Linked DNA regions of Homo sapiens: region 2 is linked to region 1. A link is an interaction called in ENCODE POLR2A ChIA-PET data of the cell type or tissue named here. Cell type or tissue: Panc1. All regions are shown on one strand. Links, peaks and the distances in the headings refer to the core of each region. The heading gives the core; the rest is flanking DNA. Region 1 overlaps SORBS2 (sorbin and SH3 domain containing 2). Region 2 has its middle 88 kb from the start of SORBS2.

Region 1 (2,922 bases), core at 186-2,685:
ATTTTTTTTGAGACGGAGTCTTGCTCAGTCACCCAGGCTGGAGTGCAGTGGCGCGATCTCGGCTCACTGCAAGCTCCACCTCCTGGGTTCACGCCGTTCTCCTGCCTCAGCCTCCCGAGTAGCTGGGACTACAGGTGCCCGCCATCACGCCCAGCTAATTTTTTTTTTTGTATTTTTAGTAGAGACGGGGTTTCACCATGTTGGCCAGACTGGCCTCGATCTCCTGACCTCGTGATCCACCCGCCTCGGCCTTCCAAAGTGCTGGGATTACAGGCGTGAGCCACCGCGCCCGGCTAAGCTAGTCCTTATTAAGACACGGTGAGATATTTGACACTAATTGACTTTCTATTTAATTCCAAAAAGGACTTGAGTGGGCCTCCATGATACTAGTATTTTTATTAGCGACGAATGTTTTTTGAACACCAGCATGTGCAAAGTCCTACTCTAAGCAAGGAGAATCAACTCTGCCTTCACATCTGATCCATTACATTCTATGAACCCATACCTTATGCAATATAAGTTAACCCTTTATTTTATTATTCTCATATATGGTCCACTAGCTGTCATCTTAGCAATCTTTTGTCCTAAACTAAGTGTAAAATTCATCTAGGGCAAGGTAGATGTACATATTCCTCCGAAACCTTATCACAGCACTGGCCAGCTGGAATTTGTTCAGTGTTTACATTGGGAATTTCTTCCCATGCAGAATATTTTATATGTAAAATCTACTTATCAATATATTCTAAAATCAAAGCCTATCTACATTCAAGTATTTTTGTTGTTGTTGTTGGGTGGGGATAGGGACAAAACTGCATTCACTAAGACAGGCAATGAGACAGAGTCAGGCTTTGTTAATAATTATTTGGGAAAAAGCTGTGGCTAGAATAATTTGTCGAGTTTTACTTTATATGTGTGTAAATGCATAGTTCCATTTTAAACAATCTAGATATAATGGACTTCCATTATAACACCACACTATGGGCTGATTGTTAAAGGGCAAAATTTCGGCATAAACCAGTTTTACTTTCTTAACTCTAAAAGGACATCATTGTAGGATTCACAGATGATCCTCAGGCATAGCATCAGCGAAGGCACAGATATATTTAGACTTTAATAAGTCCCGCGGCTACCTTTAAAGTTTTATAGTTATAGAGCTTTGGTTGACCTCAGAAGCTGAGTTCCACCATGCACATGCTGGATGGTGACATAAAACATCCCTGAATAAACGAACAGCATCATAGCCTCTCAATACTGAATCAGTGCTGGGGAAGGAGGTGCACTGTCTGTGTCAAAGAAGACATGGTGGTTCAAGTCCTGGGTTTTAGTTTCTTTCCCCCTGTTGCTGGCCCCTGTGGCCAGAGGACCAGGCCTCTCCTTTTCTGGGAGGTGCAGGATGGTGCTGCTGTCCTGAGAATTCCCCTCTGCTCCCTGCTGTCCTAGAAGCTTCCTAGTGAGTCGACATCATGGAAACTTGTACAGCCTGAATTCCTATGATAGTTCAATTTCGTATTTTTTTTGATATTTTAGGTTTTTAAGTTACATTTTTACAAACTAAGAAATATTTATGGGCCGGGCACGGTGGCTCATGCCTGTAATCCCAGCACTTAGGGAGGTCGAGGCAGGTGGATCACCTGAGGTCAGGAGTTCGAGACCAACCTGGCCAACATGGTGAAACCCCCTGTCTGTACTAAAAATACAAAATTAGCTGGGTGCGGTGGCGGGCACCTGTAATCCCAGCTACTCAGGAGGCTGAGGCAGGAGCATCACTGGAACCCAGGAGGCAGAGGTTGCAGTGAGCCGAGATCGCCCCATTGCACTCCAGCCTGGGCGACAGAGTGAGACTCCATCTTGAAAAAAAAAAAAAAAGTATTTATCACATTATTTTCTGAACTATCTGAACATACTTGACCATGTAAGAGCATTTCTATCACTGTACAGCAAAGCTTCTTTCACAGGAGGCCACAAAAAGTCCATGAGCCCCAGGAAATTATCTGCTTACAATTTTTTATGAACGTCCGTATGTCCATTTGTTTTCTGGAGGAGAGCTCTATCTTTCACTGAATTCCTAGTCCTCAGAGGGTTGAGAACGATTGCTCTATACAATGACAGAACCTTCATTTAAGGGAACACTTAAGTTTCTCTTGTGTGGCTTCCTGCTACCATATCCCTGACTGCAGGTCTTCCAGCCTTGGTTTGAATGGTGGTTTTCTCCTTGTGTGAGCCAGTAGATGACTGCGTCCCTGCTATGTGGGACAGCCTGTCCTCCTGTTACACTGTTTTAACTGTCAAACGATTCTCCCTTATATAGACCCCAGGAAATAGTCCATGGTGGAAGCTCTTCCAAGTCCGAACAAGCTGCCCTAGTGGAAAACCTGCATTCATGTCCTCCAGTGGCACAAACCCCCTTGCCCTAAGTAGCCATTTTCTTTTTCTTTCTACTCCACCACCTCAGACATCTAAGTGCCCACACCAGGCTCAGACACAGGTGGAGACATGGTCTTGGAATAGCATGGTGCCCATTTCCTCCCATGTTGGGTCCTCTGCCCCAGTTTCTCCCTGGGGATAGGGTCATGAGTGCTGAGCGCTCCCGCCTCACCTTGATGCCGCATATCTTTCTCCTGTGGTTGTACTTGCCGCATTGAGGTTGCCATGGAAATCACGGTGAGTAAATTACTTACCGAGGGATGTGCCGTGCTGCATGACAATGCTGGAGTTGAGTGAGGCTGGGAGAGAATATGCCGAGGGGGAAAACGGCCTCTGATAGTAACTCATGGGACTCACGGCACCTCCTGAGTTTCCATTCACTGTTATCTGGCTCTGAGAAAAGCGCAAAGGCATCGAGTTAAATTAGCACATAGTTCCCTGTAAACATCATTCCATTAGGTGATAATAAAAGACTTCCAATCACATGAGAGTAATCAG
Region 2 (2,922 bases), core at 263-2,762, 240 kb after region 1:
CAAGAATCATTGCTCGTGTTTTTGGAGGCAGTGTTGCTTGGGGTTAGTCAGTAACGGGTGGCAAAATAAGAACAAAATAATGACTACCAAAACGCAAATGAAACTAACTAGCGGCTACGTTGATTTGCATCTCAGCCTTATTGCTTGTCTTTACCTCTGGGAAAAAAATTGAAGAAGTAATAGAAATAAAATGCAGAGTGGTATGGAGAGGGCGTCAGTTTAGCAGGAGGTAATACCCAAATCTTTAGAAAAAGCAGAGAATGTTATTTGGATACCGTGAGCTTCACTGTAGAGGCCAAGGCATGGTGAGATTTAATAAAGGTGCACAGAGCATAAATCTAAAAGGCGATTATGCTAGTATAACCCACACGATATTGTGGATGACGTGTTTAATGGCAACATCCTGATCCACTCTTGCCTAGGGGATGTTAATGGAACTACACAAAACCTATCATGCTTTGGTTCAATGAGAGATTTTTTTTTTTAAGCTCATACTTCAAGCAAGGAACCTAAAATCTCTTCCATGATCACAGTGTGCAGAGGCAATACTAATTTTCAGAGCAGCCTGATCTGGAACAAAGGAGACAGGAATCAGGGCAGCCTCTGACAGAGTGCTCACAGGAGAAAGAGATGGTGCTGCCCGGTACAGCCCCTCCCAGCATTCACAGGCAATGGCTGGAGGTAAGAAGCACCAGGTCCGGTCTAGATAACAGCATTTGGGACACACAGCGGATAATCCAAGCTGGGACAGGCAGAGGCTACTCCTTAGTCAGATGGTTAAGGTCTCGAAGAATTGGTGACTGTCATCAGGACCCGTTCTCTGTGTTTAAGTGTGCACAGGGATTTGGACATATTTTTTATTTTAGAGTGTAGATTCTGTCGTTCTCGAAAATCTTTTTCATTTTGTGAAGTAGCGAGTTTATTTTTATTTTTTTTAAGAGACAGGGTCTCACTCTTTCACCCAGGGTGGAATGCGGTGGCGTGATCATGGATCCCTGCAGCCTCCTGGGTTTAAGCGATCCTCCCCCCTCAGCCTCCCCAGAGGCTGGGACCCTGACAGGCATACTCAGCACTGAGTTTAAACCCACCTAACAACCAACTACGCAACATGCCCAGGCACTCCCAGAGCCAAGATTGTCTAGTTGAGTCAAGGGCTTGATATCCAGAGTTGGAAAAATAAAGAGCTCTCCTTAACAAATTGTATCTGAATAAGTAGACTTGTGTTTGGGGGAGCCAAGTGTTACAGTAGAGCCCAACGAGTATTATACCTTCAGGCTTCGCACGTTCTTTACAGTCATAAGCACTCAGCAAATGGTTACCATACTGGACGCCATGGAAGACTTATTAGAAGGGGGTAAAGTTGGAAATATGAAAATGAGTTAGGCTGTGGCCACAGCCTGGAGGAAAACAGGTAAGGGTTGATCTAAGATAGAGGCAACGGCACTAGAAAGGAGGAGACAGCTGCACATGGTGGCACACATCTGTAGTCTCAACTACTAAGGAGGCTGAGGAAGGAAGATCTCTGAGCCCAGGAGTTTCAGATTGTCGTGTGCTATGATCACACCTGTGAATAGCCACTGCACTCCAGCTCAGGCAATATAGTAAGAACCCATCTCTAAAAATAAAAAGAAGAAGGGGAAGAAAGGAGAAGATAGCTAAAAGAAATTTAGAGGCAGACAATCGTTCATAAGTAAAAAGGCAGTGAAGTACATAGGACAAATAAGTTACTATACTTGAGAGTAAAATATTAAATTGGCTAGATCCTAACTTGTGAGAAATAATAGAGCTACCCGTTCCATACTGACACCCAGCAGTGAACCACACAGCCTTTAGGTTAACAACGGGACTTTCTCCAGTCAAGTACAAGTCCCAGTTCTCTTATCAAAGAGAACTCAACTTGGATTTATATGAAGATCAAAGAAGCCAGCTCTGTAAGTCATACCTAAAAACATTCCATGCATAAAATAATGAAGACTACTAGGTTATAGAGATGGTTATTTGCAAAGTGATAGAATCCCATTTCTCATTAATTGTGAAATAATTTAGGACAAAACCAAGAACAGATGAAAACAGGTTATATAGAGAGAGAAAAAAAATTCAAAAAATATAGCAAAGGCAGTGATACCAAGACAAATGTGAATTACATACCCAATATTTTTCTATTTGCAAAATGTGTGATTAGATGAGTTGGAAGAAACTGCCTACAATTTACTGAAATACTTTGTGTATTTGTACGTATGAGTGGGAGAGAGAGAGGGAGGGAGAGGGAGACAGGGAAACAGAGAGAGAGAGAGACAGAGAGAATTATATTTCAGACCAAGAATCTGATTCAGTCACTAAAACTACAGACTGCTTTTAATCTACAGCCCAAGGATAGTCCAAAAGGCAGTGCAATTATCAAGTTGTCTAAAACATTGTTTATGGACAGCTATCTCTTTCTGTGTAAAGACTGACCTCATTTTGCACATATCTAACATTTGCAATCTCAATTGCATGAAACAAGGTAGATAAACTAGGTTGCATTTATTTCTTTTCCTAAAGAATTAGCACCAGTATTTTGTTAGTCAGTTTTAAATTATGATGCCATTTACAAAATTCAATTTATATCTATCTTTTCGGAATACATATACTGTGTAGACTATGTTTCCAAATTTGATTTTTCTCCTTGCCTTACCCAAAATGTTGAAGAAGAATTTTTTTTTTTTAATTGAGATGGAGTTTCACTCTTGTTGCCCAGGCTGGAGTGCAATGGCACAATCTCGGCTCACCGAAACCTCTACCTCCTGGGTTCAAGCGATCTCCTGCCTCAGCCTCATGAGTGGCTGGGATTACAGGCATGTGCCACCACGGTCGGCTAATTTTTTGTATTTTTAGTAGAAACGGGGTTTCTCCATGGTGGTCAGGCTAATCTCAAACTCCCAA

Evidence for each region. ChIA-PET counts read pairs that join two places held together with the same protein. Peaks named below come from ENCODE experiments on the same cell type or tissue, not always from the same donor. Only the 100,000 strongest peaks of a DNase experiment are listed, where the experiment ranks them.
Region 2: POLR2A ChIA-PET joins it to region 1 with 10 read pairs; 2 of 35 experiments call an interaction of 5 or more read pairs at or near these places.

What each region holds. Positions count from the first base shown.
Region 1 is chr4:185,659,426-185,662,347 of GRCh38, forward strand. SORBS2 (sorbin and SH3 domain containing 2) reads right to left here. Exons shown (of 27, transcript NM_001395207.1): 8 at 2,679-2,817. Among named protein-coding and RNA genes, the nearest start is that of SORBS2-AS1, 73 kb to the left of the region's middle. In Panc1, for the core only: no CTCF peak of the experiment used is centred there; no DNase peak of the experiment used is centred there.
Region 2 is chr4:185,898,512-185,901,433 of GRCh38, forward strand. It overlaps a transcript of SORBS2 not described here. Among named protein-coding and RNA genes, the nearest start is that of SORBS2, 88 kb to the left of the region's middle. In Panc1, for the core only: no CTCF peak of the experiment used is centred there; a DNase peak (open chromatin) is centred at 1,758.